Regions from separate parts of the Homo sapiens genome. Here region 1 is linked to region 2. A link is a loop called in an ENCODE intact Hi-C map of the cell type or tissue named here. Cell type or tissue: heart right ventricle. All regions are shown on one strand. Each heading gives the region's core, and the rest is flanking DNA. Links, peaks and the distances in the headings are about the cores only. Region 1 overlaps ACSM5 (acyl-CoA synthetase medium chain family member 5). Region 2 overlaps LOC105371120 (a long non-coding RNA gene).

Region 1 (8,569 bases), core at 334-8,333, 150 kb after region 2:
TTTGAACCTGCTCTTCTGTCTCTGGGACAGTGTCCTCCCCGACCCCCACATCTGCACAGCTCGCTCCCTCACCTTTCGGTTTGCTCAAACGTGGTCCTCGCAAACCCCTTCCTGGCTACCCTATTTAAAATCCTGCACCACCATTCCGTAGTCCCTATTCACTACTTGTACTTTATTTTCCTCCTTAGCACTGACACTGTCCGACATACTCTAATTTTTAAAATTAGATTTGTGCAAAAGTAATTGCGGTTTTTACCATCAAAAGGAATGGCAAAAACCGCAATTGCTTTTGTACCAACCTAATAGTTCTTTGTTTGTTATCCCTCTTTTCACAAGGTTGCCATTTCCAGAAGTCAGGGGTTTCTGTCTCTTTCATTCACTGCTGTATCCTCAGTGCCTAGAACTGTGCTGGGTACAGAGTAGGAATAGAATCATTTTTTGCTAAATGAAGGGATGAATGAAAGATACCTACTTTATTGCTTTTTGCGGGGCTTAAATGAGATAATGTCTAGTAAGCCCACACTGAAGTTCAACAGTTAAGAAAGAGCTCAACCAGTGGTAGTGGTTTACTATCATCATCATCACCACCACCACCCTCATAATCCTCTTCATTACTGGAAGTGTATAAGGTGAGCTGTGGATTCTCAGGCAGAAACCCTGAAATGAAAGGATCAGTGTTCCCATCTTGGCATATCTTGGACTTCCTTGATTCTCTCCTTACCTTAAAGATGTTGCTTGTGAGGCTGGACACGGTGGCTCACGCCTGTAATCCCAGCACTTTGGGAAGCCTAGGTGGGTGGATCACTTGAGATCAGGAGTTTGAGACCAGTCTGGCCAACATGGTGAAACCCCATCTCTACTAAAAATAAAAAAATTAGCTGGGCATGGTGGCGCATGCCTGTAGTCCCAGCTACTCGGGAGGCTGAGGCAGGAGAATCACTTGAACCCGGGAGGAGGAGGTTGCAGTGAGCCGAGACCATGTCACTTCACTCCAACCTGAGTGACAGAGTGAGACTCCCTCTAAAAAGAAAAAAACCAAAAGTTGTTGCTGTGATTTACCACATTGCACAATAGGAGGTTGGGCCCTTTCTAGCTAAGGATTATTTATCAAAACCAAGATAAAAACTGAAACAAGAAAAATAAAATAAAATTAATAGCTAACATACAAGCGTCATTACCCAATAAAAGCTGACACCACCTCAAATTCTGATGGACATAGTGGATTGGAAGAAGTATGAACTTTGAGAGAAAATCTTTCCAAACATGATGGCAGAATGATAGAAAGGAGTCCACAGCAATGGAAAGGCTGGGGAAAGTAGGTCTAGTATTACACTCCAGCCCCCAATATAGAGATGTGGAAAAAGAGGCCTAGAGAGGGAAAGTCACCTGCCTGTGTACAAGATAGAACTGTTAGGTTTCTATTAAGAATTTTTCAGCACTCAAGAAAATAAACAGATATATTCATTTGGAAAGAAAAAAGAGGTGAACGGTCTTCAGGTGTAATTCTTGCTTGACGCCTCTTCAGCTGCTTATTCCCCTCAATTAGTATCTTATTTTTCATTCATTCATTCATTCATTCATTCATTCAATGACTATTTACTGATACCTACTAGGCAGCAGGTCCTGATATTGGCACTGGGAAGACGGACAAGACTATCATCTAGCCTATGATCTAGAAGAGTCCACAATCTACTAGGAAAGACAGGCAAAACAAACCTAAAATAATAAGCAATAGCAATGAGCTATGACACCCATGAAAGAGAATGTTAAATGGGACTTCCTCTGTTGTCTCAGAATCTTGGCTGAAGCTCCAAGTGGAGACCAGGGTAACAGATAACCACCGTTTAATGAGAGGGTGTTACATGACATGCTCAGAAGTAATCCCAACTTGACTTTGGAGCTTCACTCACCTCCAGCCTGTGTATGACAAAAGGCTGCTGATAAAGCCAGCAGGTGGGCTTGATGGAAGGGAATTGTAACTGCTCAGTGGGTTCGCCTTGCCCACTGCCTAGACAGAGCCGATTTATGAAGTCTCATTCTGTCACCTAGGCTGGAGTGCAGTGGCGTGATCTCAGCTCACTGCAATCTCTGCCTCCCGGGTTCAAGCAATTCTCTTGCCTCAGCCTCCCGAGCAGCTGGAATTACAGGTGCACACCACCACACCCGACTAATTTTTGTATTTTTAGTAGAGACGAGGTTTCACCATGTTGGCCAGGCAGGTCTCGAACTCCTGACCTCTGGTGATCCACCCGCCTCAGCCTCCCAAAGTGCTGGGATTACAGACATCAGCCACTGCACCCAGTCCAGGGACTTTCTTATAGAAGCCTCCCTGATACCCTCAGTCCCCTGAGTCTTGATCAGTTCCTCCAGTCTGTGTCTTAAATGTATTCTTTTCTTCATGGCATTACAATTGTACATTTACTTGCATTATTCTGTGATAAGTAATAATGACCTTCCTACTAGACTAAACTCCACAAGGATTTGGGCTGAAATGTGTTTCCCCAAATTCTTATGTTGAAGTCCTAACCCCAGATACCCCAGTTCCTCCCAGTACCTCAGATTGTGACTGTCTTTGGAGACAAGGTTTTTAAAGAGGTGATTAAGTTAAAGTGAGGTCATGAGGGTGGGCCCTAATCCAATCTGACATGATAGGTGTCCTTAGAAGAAGAGGAGATTGGGCCCCAGACACACATGCACAGAAGAAAGACCACGTGAAGACAGAGGGAGAAGACGGCGATCTACAAACCAAGGAAACATCCTCAGAATGAAACCAACCTTGCCAACCCCTGATCCTAGACCTCCAGCCTCCACAACGGTGAGGACATTAATTTCTGTTGTTTAAATGGCGCAGTCTGTTGTACTTTGTTATGGCAGCCCCAGAAAACTCACATAGGTAGGGACTAGGCTGGCTTTGGTGTATCACTGCAGTCTCAGAGCTCAGTACTGAGTAGGTGCTCACTGAATTTTCCCTGGAGGGTGTGGAGGTGCTGGGGGTGGGGTCAGCAGCACTGGGATTGCTTCAGTTTCCATCTGCTGCTTTTCCTCCAGGGTTGCTCCCAGAACCACCCTTTCCTGTTTGCAGGCCTGAGCTGTGGCTGCACGTCTTTATGCCCCTCCTGGATAAGACATTGTGACGGTTAATGTTAGGTGTCAACTTGACTGGGTTAAGAGTCCCCAGATAGCTGTGAACATTACTTTTGGGTGTCTCTGGGAGGTGTTTCCAGGTGATATTAGAGATAGAGCCATAGACTAAGAAAATCTGCCCTCACCCACGTGGGCAGGCATCATCCAATCCATTAGGGCATGAAGAGGAGAAAAAGGAGAAAAGAGGAATTTGCTCCTTCCTTTTGGGCTAGAACATCTGTGTTTTCTTGTCCTCAGACGGTGAAGCTCCTGGTTCTCGATCCTTTGCACTCGGACAGGGAGTTATAACATTGGCTCTTCTGGTTTTCAGGTCTTTGGACTCAGATGGAATTATACCACGGGGTTTCCTGGGTCTCCAGCATGCAGATGGCAGATTGTGGAACTTCTCAGCCTCCAAAATCGAGTGAGCCAATTCCCATCATAAATCCCCTCTCCTGTGTCTAAATATGTCCTATTGCTTCTCTTTCTCTGGAGAATGCTGACTAATACAGACATAATACAGCAGTCTTTGGGGATGATGTATGAGTATGTGGAGGAAGAACTAGACATGAAGCAGAGTGTGCTTTCTTTAACATAACTTTTTCATTAAAATAGTTGTATGTGCTTCGTACAAAAACTTGGAAAATACAGAAATGTAATGGAAAAAGGAAGAAGAAAAACTACCATCCATTATTTTCTCTCCCTCCCTCCTCAATCTCCAGGAGGATTACAATTAACCACAGTTTTCCCTTTATTTTTCAGAGTTGGGATTCTCCAGTATGAATATTTTTGCTCTGATTTTTAAAATTAATATAGCTTACACTTTTCCCAAGACATACTAAACTGCTCTCAAATATTTTAGTGGCTACATCATATGTAATTGAGTTAATCTACTACAATTTTGTTAATCATTTCCTTGTTGTTTGGATGTTAATTGTTAATTTTTTCTTTTTTTTTTTTAGTTTTAATGCTGTGTGATCATCTTAGTGCACCACACATTTTCTGCATTTTGATTTTTTTCTTTTGTGGTGACTCCCGAAGATAGAATTTCTGAGCTAAAGGATATTTTATTTTATGTTCCTGCATACTTTTGCCAAATGGTTACATACAAAGGATGAAGCCTTTACATTCCCACTGGCAGAAAATGAGTACCCACAAGTGCCCCAAGTCTATGGTAACCTGTCCTATGGAGGGAAATCTGAAAGCTCTTAGTGAGACCAGTGGGCAGATGCTGAGCCTGCCCCCAGACAGAGGGAGAAGTCGAACCACCAAGCATTTGCTAGGCGGCGCAGCATCTATGTGATCAGGGCCAATGATATTCTTTTGCTCTTTCCAGCATTGCCCAGTGATCCTGGGGATGCCGTTTGGAAGCTGCACACCTTTGACATCTTTAGGGTCGAAGAGATGATGCTCCCCATGGGGACTGACCAGTGATCCATTAGTTTCTTGTGGAGTCTTCGGAGGTCTACGGGGCCTTCCTGGGGTGCACCTCATTTCCCCCACTCCTGACTTCGCAATTTACTCCTTTGGATCTTTCCAGAAACCGTCTTTGGCAGTTCTGAAACAAAGGCCACCTAGTGACCAAACACAAAACAAAAAACACTTGGAAATCATCATTTCTCAAAAAGACTTTTGTTTTGAAAGAGACAATACTGTCTGCCTGTCCTTGGAAAGCGTCCCTGATTCAGGGTTTCCCCCTAAATGGCCAGAAGCAAAACAGCTGGAGCCTGGAGCACAGGATCATTTTGACAGCATTTGAGCACTACCTCTTGTATCTGATTTGTGGTAGGGATCAGGCTGTTCTTAGAGTAGGAACAAAATGTGCTTTGGGGAGAATCCAAGTGAAGAAATACAGAAAAAAGCTGAAGCAGCAGCCAGGGTTACAAGTTTCTCCATATCCCCAGTGCCTGGCACAGGGCCTGGCTCTGAGTGGGAGCCCAGGCAGAGCGTGCCCATCTGATTCCCAGATCACTGTGCCCTGGAAACCCTGATATTTACCTTCCTGGGGTATTTGTATGGAGCAGTCACCCTTTTCACATGCTCCTGGAGTTCCCGCGTTAGTGCCTCTGGGTCATGAGAGGAGTAGGCTGGAGTAAGGACTATAAATGCCTTTACCACCTGCAGGAAAACAAAATACCCAGAAAAGATCAGGCCTCGTATAACAACTCTTTTCTCCTTAAGTGAGGCTTGAATAAGTGCCTACATTTACCTTTGCACCATGAAAGTTCTACTAGTTTTTTTTGGGCACAGCCAATGACACAAACAACATCAATTTTTCTTTTGCTGGCCCTTCCAGGTGTGACTATTAGGAGGATTGACCTTTCTGGGATGATTTCAAACTCCTACCTCTTTCTCAAATTACTCCCCATACTTGGAATGACACCATTTGAAGCCAACATCGCTTCTCTTAAGAAGCAAATATTTTGGAGAAAAGAGGTTCATAAACTCCTAGGGCCATTTTCTTCCAGATTTTCCTAATGAGAAAGGTAGGTAGGCATGAGTTTGAACAGGTGGGATTGAGGAAAATGCAGGCACTTGCAAGGGGAACTAGGTCTTTGGGGGTCTGCGTGGATGAACATTTGCAATCAGCAGACCCTGAACTGCACCACTTCTGTTCCAGACATCCCGAGGGACATTCTGCATCTTGGGTCTCTCTGCCCACAACTTTCCTGCAGGCTGTCTTATGCCAGGCAGGAGGAAGTGTCCCAGACTCAAGCACAACAAACATAGTTTCTGTTAGGAATGGAAGGTCACTTGGATGCTTATTAATTCCAGCATTCCTATCTGTTAACAGTATTCTATTAAAGGGGTAGCTCACTGTCCTTGCATACTTCCCACAGGGAGGAAGGCCACTATCATTTCATGTTCAGACAGATATGCTTTTAGAAAGAGCTTCCTCTTACTCTTACTACTGTAACTACGAAACATTTGTTGGACACTTTTTTTTTTTTTTTTTTTTTTTTAAGACAGAGTCTCACCCTGTCGCCCAGGCTGGAGCTCAGTGAGGTGATCTCGGCTCACTGCAAGCTCTGCCTCCTGGGTTCACGCCATTCTCCTGCCTCAGCCTCCCGAGTAGCTGGGATTATAGGCGCCCACCGCCACGCCTGGCTAATTTTTAGTATTTTTAGTAGAGATGGGGTTTCACTGTGTTAGCCAGGATGATCTCGATCTCCTGACCTCGTGATCCACCCGCCTCGGCCTCCCAAAGTGCTGGGATTACAGACATGAGCCACCGTGTCCGGCTTATGTGTTGGGCACTTTCTACACACCAGACTCAGTTCTAAGCACCATACATGGATTAAGTTTGAGCACACAGCCATTTGTCACAGTCCCAGTTAACTCACGGCATGCAGAACTAGGCATACGTTTGAGGTATGATTTCTTCAGCACATCAATGGGACTCCACACCTCCCTTATTATACATTAATGGCTTTGGATTTTAGAGGGGAATCACTTGGCCAAGAATGGCTGGCTAAAATGCAGATTCTCTGGGCTGCATTCCCAGTAATCATGATTTGGTAAGTCTGACTTTAGGTCTACAAATCTATATTTTAAACAAGAATCTCAGATGATACAGTTGCAAGCAGTCCAAGAACCAGACTTTGAGAATCTCTCCTGTGGTCTTGATGCTTCTGAGAATGCAGGCTAATGTTGCACTAACTTTCAAAAGGTAACTGTTGTGCTTTAGGATTATGTTGGATGTAAGCCAGTGAAAAGTACCTAAGTCTGCCTGTTAGCTGATCTTTCCCATAATATGCATTCCTCTGGGACCCACAGAAAGATTTCTCCTAGCCGGGCACGGTGACTCACGCCTGTAATCCCAGCACTTTGGGAGCCGGGGTGGGTGGATCACCTAAGGTCAGGAGTTTAAGACCTCCAGCCTGGCCAACAAGGCAAAACCCTGTCTCTACTAAAAATACAAAAATTAGCCAGGTGTGGTGACATGTGCCTGTAATCCCAGCTACTGGGGGGGGTGCTGGGGCAGGAAGATCACTTGAACCTGGGAGGCGGAGGTTGCAGTGAGCCAAGATCATGCCACTGCACTTCAGCCTGGACAACACAGCAAGACTCCATCTCAAAAAAAAAAAAGGATTTCTCCTATGAAAGCCCAGCTTATTAAATTTGGCCCATCTTTCTGGTATATGTAGGTCATTTTGGATACATATTCTATCCCTCTTAGGTTACAGCCATCAGCAACTATTACTGGTGTGCTTGCTATGTCCTCATCTGCAAATAGAAAAGACTTTTTATTAGACAGGATGGATAACAGAGCCTGCACCTCCCCCAAGATCTCCTGCCCCATAGCCAGCCTCTCTGGGATGTAGTTGTGTCCATTTAAAAGCAAAGTGTTGGTGTTTTCCCATTATGTCCCTTTAGAGAGTAATTGTATCTCTAAAGACATGAAGGCAACGTGTGTCTGATGGTGGCATTTCAACTTTGTGGCACAAGGATGGAGGTGAAATACAGGACAATCTGAGCCTTCCTGCTTGTTCTGCTGGGTGCTAATAGGTACAGAAGCAGGAGGCCATGTTCTTGGGTGCACTGGTTACCTCTCCCCTGATGGGGTCTGGGCTGCTGACCACAGCCGACTCCAGGACAGCAGGATGCTCTGCCAGGGCACTTTCCACTTCAACAGGCCCGATCCGGTAGCTGGAAGGGAAAAACAAACTCTTCCAAGTGGGCTTCCCTCAACCCCCATGAAATTTCAAAGGAAGGAGGAAAGTGCAGACAGCTTGACCTTGAAGAATTGATCACATCGTCGTTTCTTCCCATGAACCAAAAGTAGCCATCCTTGTCCATGCGAGCTCGGTCCCCTGTGATGTAAAAGTCCCCTTGTTCTGATGCAGCTGTCTTCTCAGGATTGTCCTGAAAGACAAAGACAACCCGTGAAGGACCCTCTGGGAACAACTGCTAAGGCCAGTTACTGCCCCAGTAGCCCCCTGTAGGAAGCTGGAGACCACTCAACAGAAAGTTCAGCAGTTCCTAAAGTCCCGGCTGCCCAGAGTTCCCCAATGGACAGGGAGTTATGGCCCTGTTTAGTTGTGGGATTTCCCTCTTTTGATTGGAATCAAGCTGCCAGCCAATGGTTAAGGGCAGTCACCCACCACCATCCTTAGAAGGGGGTCTAGAAAGCATAGTTGAAAGCAGGAGGGTGGGCACAGGGCCACTGGCTGTGGTTTTTAGGACAAGAGAACACATGAATACTCTTTGTGCTCAGGAATCACTGAGGGTAGAAAGTGAAGGGCTAGGCCGGGTGTGGTGGCTCATCCCTATAATCCCAGCACTGTGGGAGGCTGAGGTGGGTGGATCACTTGAGGTCTGGAATTCGAGACCAGCTGGCCAACATAGTGAAAACCTGTCTCTACTAAAGACAAAAAAATTAGCTGGGTGTGGTGGTGCATGCCTGTAATTCCAGCTACTCGGGAGGCTGAGGCAGGCGAATTGC
Region 2 (8,569 bases), core at 156-8,155:
CCCCTTCTAAGGATGGTGGTGGGTGGCTGCCCTTAACCATTGGCTGGCAGCTTGATTCCAATCAAAAGAGGGAAATCCCACAACTAAACAGGGCCATAGCTCCCTGTCCATTGGGGAACTCTGGGCAGCTGGGACTTTAGGAACTGCTGAACTTTCTGTTGAGTGGTCTCCAGCTTCCTACAGGGGGCTACTGGGGCAGTAACTGGCCTTAGCGGTTGTTCCCAGAGGGTCCTTCACGGGTTGTCTTTGTCTTTCAGGACAATCCTGAGAAGACAGCTGCATCAGAACAAGGGGGCTTTTATATCACAGGGGAGCGAGCTCGCATGGACAAGGAAGGCTACTTTTGGTTCATGGGAAGAAACGACGATGTGATCAATTCTTCAAGGTCAAGCTGTCTGCACTTTCCTCCTCCCTTTGAAGTTTCATGGGGGTTGACGGAAGCCCACTTGGAAGAGTTTGTTTTTCCCTTCCAGCTACCAGATCGGGCCTGTTGAAGTAGAAAGTGCCCTGGCAGAGCATCCTGCTGTCCTGGAGTCGGCTGTGGTCAGCAGCCCAGACCCCATCAGGGGAGAGGTAACCAGTGCACCCAAGAACATGGCCTCCTGCTTCTGTACCTATTAGCACCCAGCAGAACAAGCAGGAAGGCTCAGATTGTCCTGTATTTCACCTCCATCCATGTGCCACAAAGTTGAAATGCCACCATCAGACACACGTTGCCTTCATGTCTTTAGAGATACGATTACTCTCTAAAGGGACATAATGGGAAAACACCAACACTTTGCTTTTAAATGGACACAACTACATCCCAGAGAGGCTGGCTATGGGGCAGGAGATCTTAGGGGGAGGTGCAGGCTCTGTTATCCATCCTGTCTAATAAAAAGTCTTTTCTATTTGCAGATGAGGACATAGCAAGCACACCAGTAATAGTTGCTGATGGCTGTAACCTAAGAGGGATAGAATATGTATCCAAAATGACCTACATATACCAGAAAGATGGGCCAAATTTAATAAGCTGGGCTTTCATAGGAGAAATCCTTTTTTTTTTTTGAGATGGAGTCTTGCTGTGTTGTCCAGGCTGAAGTGCAGTGGCATGATCTTGGCTCACTGCAACCTCCGCCTCCCAGGTTCAAGTGATCTTCTGATCTTCCTGCCTCAGCGCCCCCCCCACCAGTAGCTGGGATTACAGGCACATGTCACCACACCTGGCTAATTTTTGTATTTTTAGTAGAGACAGGGTTTTGCCTTGTTGGCCAGGCTGGAGGTCTTAAACTCCTGACCTCAGGTGATCCACCCACCCCGGCCTCCCAAAGTGCTGGGATTACAGGTGTGAGTCACCGTGCCCGGCCAGGAGGTCTTTCTGTGGGTCCCAGAAGAATGCATATTATGGGAAAGATCAGGTTCCAGGCAGACTTAGGTACTTTTCACTGGCTTACATCCAACATAATCCTAAAGCACAACGGTTACCTTTTGAAAGTTAGTGCAACATCAGCCTGCATTCTCAGAAGCACCAGGACCGCAGGAGAGATTCTCAAAGTCTGGTTCGTGGGCTGCTTGCAACTGTATCATCTGAGAGATTCTTGTTTAAAATATAGATTTGTAGACCTAAAGTCAGACTTACCAAATCATGATGACTGGGAATGCAGCCCAGAGAATCTGCATTTTAGCCAGCCATTCTTGGCCAAGTGATTCCCCTCTAAAATCCAAAGCCATTAATGTATAATAAGGGAGGTGTGGAGTCCCATTGATGTGCTGAAGAAATCTACCTCAAACGTATGCCTAGTTCTGCATGCCGTGAGTTAACTGGGACTGTGACAAATGGCTGTGTGCTCAAACTTAATCCATGTATAGTGCTTAGAACTGAGTCTGGTGTGTAGAAAGTGCCCAACACATAAGCCGGACACGGTGGCTCACGTCTGTAATCCCAGCACTTTGGGAGGCCGAGGCGGGTGGATCACGAGGTCAGGAGATCGAGGCCATCCTGGCTAACACGGTGAAACCCCATCTCTACTAAAAATACTAAAAATTAGCCTGGCGTGGCGGTGGGCGCCTATAGTCCCAGCTACTCAGGAGGCTGAGGCAGGAGAATGGCGTGAACCCAGGAGGCAGAGCTTGCAGTAAGCCGAGATCACCTCACTGAGCTCCAGCCTGGGCGACAGGGTGAGACTCTGTCTCAAAAAAAAAAAAAAAGTGTCCAACAAATGTTTCGTAGTTACAGTAGTAAGAGTAAGAGGAAGCTCTTTCTAAAAGCATATCTGTCTGAACATGAAATGATAGTGGCCTTCCTCCCTGTGGGAAGTATGCAAGGACAGTGAGCTACCCCTTTAATAGAATACTGTTAACAGATAGGAATGCTGGAATTAATAAGCATCCAAGTGACCTTCCATTCCTAACAGAAACTATGTTTGTTGTGCTTGAGTCTGGGACACTTCCTCCTGCCTGGCATAAGACAGCCTGCAGGAAAGTTGTGGGCAGAGAGACCCAAGGTGCAGAGTGTCCCTCGGGATGTCTGGAACAGAAGTGGTGCAGTTCAGGGTCTGCTGATTGCAAATGTTCATCCACGCAGACCCCCAAAGACCTAGTTCCCCTTGCAAGTGCCTGCATTTTCCTCAATCCCACCTGTTCAAACTCATGCCTACCTACCTTTCTCATTAGGAAAATCTGGAAGAAAATGGCCCTAGGAATTTATGAACCTCTTTTCTCCAAAATATTTGCTTCTTAAGAGAAGCGATGTTGGCTTCAAATGGTGTCATTCCAAGTATGGGGAGTAATTTGAGAAATAGGTAGGAGTTTGAAATCATCCCAGAAAGGTCAATCCTCCTAATAGTCACACCTGGAAGGGCCAGCAAAAGAAAAATTGATGTTGTTTGTGTCACTGGCTGTGCCCAAAAAAAACTAGTAGAACTTTCATGGTGCAAAGGTAAATGTAGGCACTTATTCAAGGCTCACTTAAGGAGAAAAGAGTTGTTATACGAGGCCTGATCTTTTCTGGGTATTTTGTTTTCCTGCAGGTGGTAAAGGCATTTATAGTCCTTACTCCAGCCTACTCCTCTCATGACCCAGAGGCACTAATGCGGGAACTCCAGGAGCATGTGAAAAGGGTGACTGCTCCATACAAATACCCCAGGAAGGTAAACATCAGGGTTTCCAGGGCACAGTGATCTGGCAATCAGATGGGCACGCTCTGCCTGGGCTCCCACTCAGAGCCAGGCCCTGTGCCAGGCACTGGGGATATGGAGAAACTTGTAACCCTGGCTGCTGCTTCAGCTTTTTTCTGTATTTCTTCACTTGGGTTCTCCTCAAAGCACATTTTGTTCCTGCTCTAAGAACAGCCTGATCCCTACCACAAATCAGATACAAGAGGTAGTGCTCAAATGCTGTCAAAATGATCCTGTGCTCCAGGCTCCAGCTGTTTTGCTTCTGGCCATTTAGGGGGAAACCCTGAATCAGGGACGCTTTCCAAGGACAGGCAGACAGTATTGTCTCTTTCAAAACAAAAGTCTTTTTGAGAAATGATGATTTCCAAGTGTTTTTTGTTTTGTGTTTGGTCACTAGGTGGCCTTTGTTTCAGAACTGCCAAAGACGGTTTCTGGAAAGATCCAAAGGAGTAAATTGCGAAGTCAGGAGTGGGGGAAATGAGGTGCAACCCCAGGAAGGCCCCGTAGACCTCCTAAGAGTCCACGAGAAACTAATGGATCACTGGTCAGCCCCCATGGGGAGCATCATCTCTTCAACCCTAAAGATGTCAAAGGTGTGCAGCTTCCAAATGGCATCCCCAGGATCACTGGGCAATGCCGGAAAGAGCAAAAGAATATCACTGGCCCTGACCACATAGATGCTGCGCCGCCTAGCAAATGCTTGGTGGTTCGACTTCTCCCTCTGTCTGGGGGCAGGCTCAGCATCTGCCCACTGGTCTCACTAAGAGCTTTCAGATTTCCCTCCACAGGACAGGTTACCATAGACTTGGGGCACTTGTGGGTACTCATTCTCTGCCAGTGGGAATGTAAAGCTTTCATCCTTTGTATGCAACCATTTGGTAAAAATATGCAGGAACGTAAAATAAAATATCCTTTAGCTCAGAAATTCTACCTTTGGGAGTCACCACAAAAGAAAAAATCAAAATGCAGAAAATGTGTGGTGCACTAAGATGATCACACAGCATTAAAACTAAAAAAAAAAAAAAAATTAACAATTAACATCCAAACAACAAGGAAATGATTAACAAAATTGTAGTAGATTAACTCAATAACATATGATGTGGCCACTAAAATATTTGAGAGCAGTTTAGTATGTCTTGGGAAAAGTGTAAGCTATATTAATTTTAAAAATCAGAATAAAAATATTTGCATACTGGAGAATCCCAACTCTGAAAAATAAAGGGAAAACTGTAGTTAATTGTAATTTTCCTGGAGATTGAGGAGGGAGGGAGAGAAAATAATGCATGGTAGTTTTTCTTCTTCCTTTTTCACTACATTTCTGTATTTTCCAAGTTTTTGTACTAAGCACATATAACTATTTTAATGAAAAAGTTATGTTAAAGAAAGCATACTCTGCTTCATGTCTAGTTCTTCCTCCACATACTCATACATCAACCCCAAAGACTGCTGTATTATGTCTGTATTAGTCAGCATTCTCCAGAGAAGGAGAAGCAATAGGACATATATAGACATAGGAGAGGGGATTTATGATGGGAATTGGCTCACTCGATTTTGGAGGCTGAGAAGTTCCACAATCTACCATCTGCATGCTGGAGATCCAGGAAACCCCGTGGTATAATTCCATCTGAGTCCAAAGGCCTGAAAACCAGAAGAGCCAATGTTATAACTCCCTGTCCGAGTGCAAAGTATCGAGAACCAGGAGCTTCACCGCCTGAGGACAAGAAAACACAGATGTTCTAGCCCAAAAGGAAGGAGCAAATTCCTCTTTTCTCCTTTTTCTCCTCTTCATGCCCTAATGGATTGGATGATGCCTGCCCACGTGGGTGAGGGCAGATTTTCTTAGTCTATGGCTCTATCTCTAATATCACCTGGAAACACCTCCCAGAGACACCCAGAAGTAATGTTCACAGCTATCTGGGGACTCTTAACCCAGTCAAGTTGACACCTAACATTAACCGTCACAATGTCTTATCCAGGAGGGGCATAAAGACGTGCAGCCACAGCTCAGGCCTGCAAACAGGAAAGGGTGGTTCTGGGAGCAACCCTGGAGGAAAAGCAGCAGATGGAAACTGAAGCAATCCCAGTGCTGCTGACCCCACCCCCAGCACCTCCACACCCTCCAGGGAAAATTCAGTGAGCACCTACTCAGTACTGAGCTCTGAGACTGCAGTGATACACCAAAGCCAGCCTAGTCCCTACCTATGTGAGTTTTCTGGGGCTGCCATAACACAGTACAACAGACTGGGCCATTTAAACAACAGAAATTAATGTCCTCACCGTTGTGGAGGCTGGAGGTCTAGGATCAGGGATTGGCAAGGTTGGTTTCATTCTGAGGATGTTTCCTTGGTTTGTAGATCTCTGACTTCTCCCTCTGTCTTCACATGGTCTTTCTTCTGTGCATGTGTGTCTGGGGCCCAATCTCCTCTTCTTCTAAGGACACCTATCATGTCAGATTGGATTAGGGCCCACCCTCATGACCTCACTTTAACTTAATCACCTCTTTAAAAACCTTGTCTCCAAAGACAGTCACAATCTGAGGTACTGGGAGGAACTGGGGTATCTGGGGTTAGGACTTCAACATAAGAATTTGGGGAAACACATTTCAGCCCAAATCCTTGTGGAGTTTAGTCTAGTAGGAAGGTCATTATTATTTATCACAGAATAATGCAAATAAATGTACAATTGTAATGCCATGAAGAAAAGGATACATTTAAGACATAGACTGGGGGGACTAATCAAGACTCAGGGGACTGAGGGTATCAGGGAGGCTTCTATAAGAAAGTCCCTGGACTAGGTGCAGTGGCTGATGTCTGTAATCCCAGCACTTTGGGAGGCTGAGGCGGGTGGATCACCAGAGGTCAGGAGTTCGAGACCTGCCTGGCCAACATGGTGAAACCTCGTCTCTACTAAAAATACAAAAATTAGCCGGGTGTGGTGGTGTGCACCTGTAATTCCAGCTGCTCGGGAGGCTGAGGCAAGAGAATTGCTTGAACCCGGGAGGCAGAGATTGCAGTGAGCTGAGATCACGCCACTGCACTCCAGCCTAGGTGACAGAATGAGACTTCATAAATCGGCTCTGTCTAGGCAGTGGGCAAGGCGAACCCACTGAGCAGTTACAATTCCCTTCCATCAAGCCCACCTGCTGGCTTTATCAGCAGCCTTTTGTCATACACAGGCTGGAGGTGAGTGAAGCTCCAAAGTCAAGTTGGGATTACTTCTGAGCATGTCATGTAACACCCTCTCATTAAACGGTGGTTATCTGTTACCCTGGTCTCCACTTGGAGCTTCAGCCAAGATTCTGAGACAACAGAGGAAGTCCCATTTAACATTCTCTTTCATGGGTGTCATAGCTCATTGCTATTGCTTATTATTTTAGGTTTGTTTTGCCTGTCTTTCCTAGTAGATTGTGGACTCTTCTAGATCATAGGCTAGATGATAGTCTTGTCCGTCTTCCCAGTGCCAATATCAGGACCTGCTGCCTAGTAGGTATCAGTAAATAGTCATTGAATGAATGAATGAATGAATGAATGAATGAAAAATAAGATACTAATTGAGGGGAATAAGCAGCTGAAGAGGCGTCAAGCAAGAATTACACCTGAAGACCGTTCACCTCTTTTTTCTTTCCAAATGAATATATCTGTTTATTTTCTTGAGTGCTGAAAAATTCTTAATAGAAACCTAACAGTTCTATCTTGTACACAGGCAGGTGACTTTCCCTCTCTAGGCCTCTTTTTCCACATCTCTATATTGGGGGCTGGAGTGTAATACTAGACCTACTTTCCCCAGCCTTTCCATTGCTGTGGACTCCTTTCTATCATTCTGCCATCATGTTTGGAAAGATTTTCTCTCAAAGTTCATACTTCTTCCAATCCACTATGTCCATCAGAATTTGAGGTGGTGTCAGCTTTTATTGGGTAATGACGCTTGTATGTTAGCTATTAATTTTATTTTATTTTTCTTGTTTCAGTTTTTATCTTGGTTTTGATAAATAATCCTTAGCTAGAAAGGGCCCAACCTCCTATTGTGCAATGTGGTAAATCACAGCAACAACTTTTGGTTTTTTTCTTTTTAGAGGGAGTCTCACTCTGTCACTCAGGTTGGAGTGAAGTGACATGGTCTCGGCTCACTGCAACCTCCTCCTCCCGGGTTCAAGTGATTCTCCTGCCTCAGCCTCCCGAGTAGCTGGGACTACAGGCATGCGCCACCATGCCCAGCTAATTTTTTTATTTTTAGTAGAGATGGGGTTTCACCATGTTGGCCAGACTGGTCTCAAACTCCTGATCTCAAGTGATCCACCCACCTAGGCTTCCCAAAGTGCTGGGATTACAGGCGTGAGCCACCGTGTCCAGCCTCACAAGCAACATCTTTAAGGTAAGGAGAGAATCAAGGAAGTCCAAGATATGCCAAGATGGGAACACTGATCCTTTCATTTCAGGGTTTCTGCCTGAGAATCCACAGCTCACCTTATACACTTCCAGTAATGAAGAGGATTATGAGGGTGGTGGTGGTGATGATGATGATAGTAAACCACTACCACTGGTTGAGCTCTTTCTTAACTGTTGAACTTCAGTGTGGGCTTACTAGACATTATCTCATTTAAGCCCCGCAAAAAGCAATAAAGTAGGTATCTTTCATTCATCCCTTCATTTAGCAAAAAATGATTCTATTCCTACTCTGTACCCAGCACAGTTCTAGGCACTGAGGATACAGCAGTGAATGAAAGAGACAGAAACCCCTGACTTCTGGAAATGGCAACCTTGTGAAAAGAGGGATAACAAACAAAGAACTATTAGGTTGGTACAAAAGCAATTGCGGTTTTTGCCATTCCTTTTGATGGTAAAAACCGCAATTACTTTTGCACAAATCTAATTTTAAAAATTAGAGTATGTCGGACAGTGTCAGTGCTAAGGAGGAAAATAAAGTACAAGTAGTGAATAGGGACTACGGAATGGTGGTGCAGGATTTTAAATAGGGTAGCCAGGAAGGGGTTTGCGAGGACCACGTTTGAGCAAACCGAAAGGTGAGGGAGCGAGCTGTGCAGATGTGGGGGTCGGGGAGGACACTGTCCCAGAGACAGAAGAGCAGGTTCAAAGGCCCTGAGACAGAAACAATCGCCTGGTGATCCCCATTTTACAGAAGAGAGATCTGAGGCTCAGAAAGATGGAGTCACTCATCCAAACTTGCACAGCTGTAAGTGGCAGAGCTGGGATTCGAATGCCAGGCCCGATACCACCAAAACCTGCATTTGTTTCTCATTTTCTCATATTTTTCAATTCAGACACTGAGGATGTAGGTGTTGGGGCATCGGCAGAGTGCTTAAGAGCTAGACGTGATGTGAACCAGACCTGGGTTCAGGTTTTGTGGTGCCACTTACCTCCTTGGGTGGCTGACTTGAACTGTCTGAGCCTCAGTTT

Evidence for each region. Peaks named below come from ENCODE experiments on the same cell type or tissue, not always from the same donor. Only the 100,000 strongest peaks of a DNase experiment are listed, where the experiment ranks them.
Region 1: it touches region 2 in a loop (10-fold over the local background); 8 of 110 quality-filtered maps call a loop at or near these places.

What each region holds. Positions count from the first base shown.
Region 1 is chr16:20,436,472-20,445,040 of GRCh38, reverse strand. It overlaps ACSM5 (acyl-CoA synthetase medium chain family member 5), which reads right to left. Exons shown (of 14, transcript NM_017888.3): 11 at 7,862-7,989; 12 at 7,674-7,773; 13 at 5,122-5,241; 14 at 3,705-4,697. The coding sequence ends at 4,614. LOC105371119 (a long non-coding RNA gene) reads left to right here. Exons shown (of 4, transcript XR_007065019.1): 3 at 2,653-2,815; 4 at 3,455-3,648. Among named protein-coding and RNA genes, the nearest start is that of ACSM2A, 11 kb to the left of the region's middle. In heart right ventricle, for the core only: no CTCF peak of the experiment used is centred there; a DNase peak (open chromatin) is centred at 5,130.
Region 2 is chr16:20,582,526-20,591,094 of GRCh38, reverse strand. It overlaps LOC105371120 (a long non-coding RNA gene), which reads right to left. Exons shown (of 4, transcript XR_002957897.2): 3 at 5,433-5,595; 4 at 4,600-4,793. It also overlaps the pseudogene LOC112267906. Among named protein-coding and RNA genes, the nearest start is that of ACSM2B, 10 kb to the right of the region's middle. In heart right ventricle, for the core only: no CTCF peak of the experiment used is centred there; a DNase peak (open chromatin) is centred at 3,193.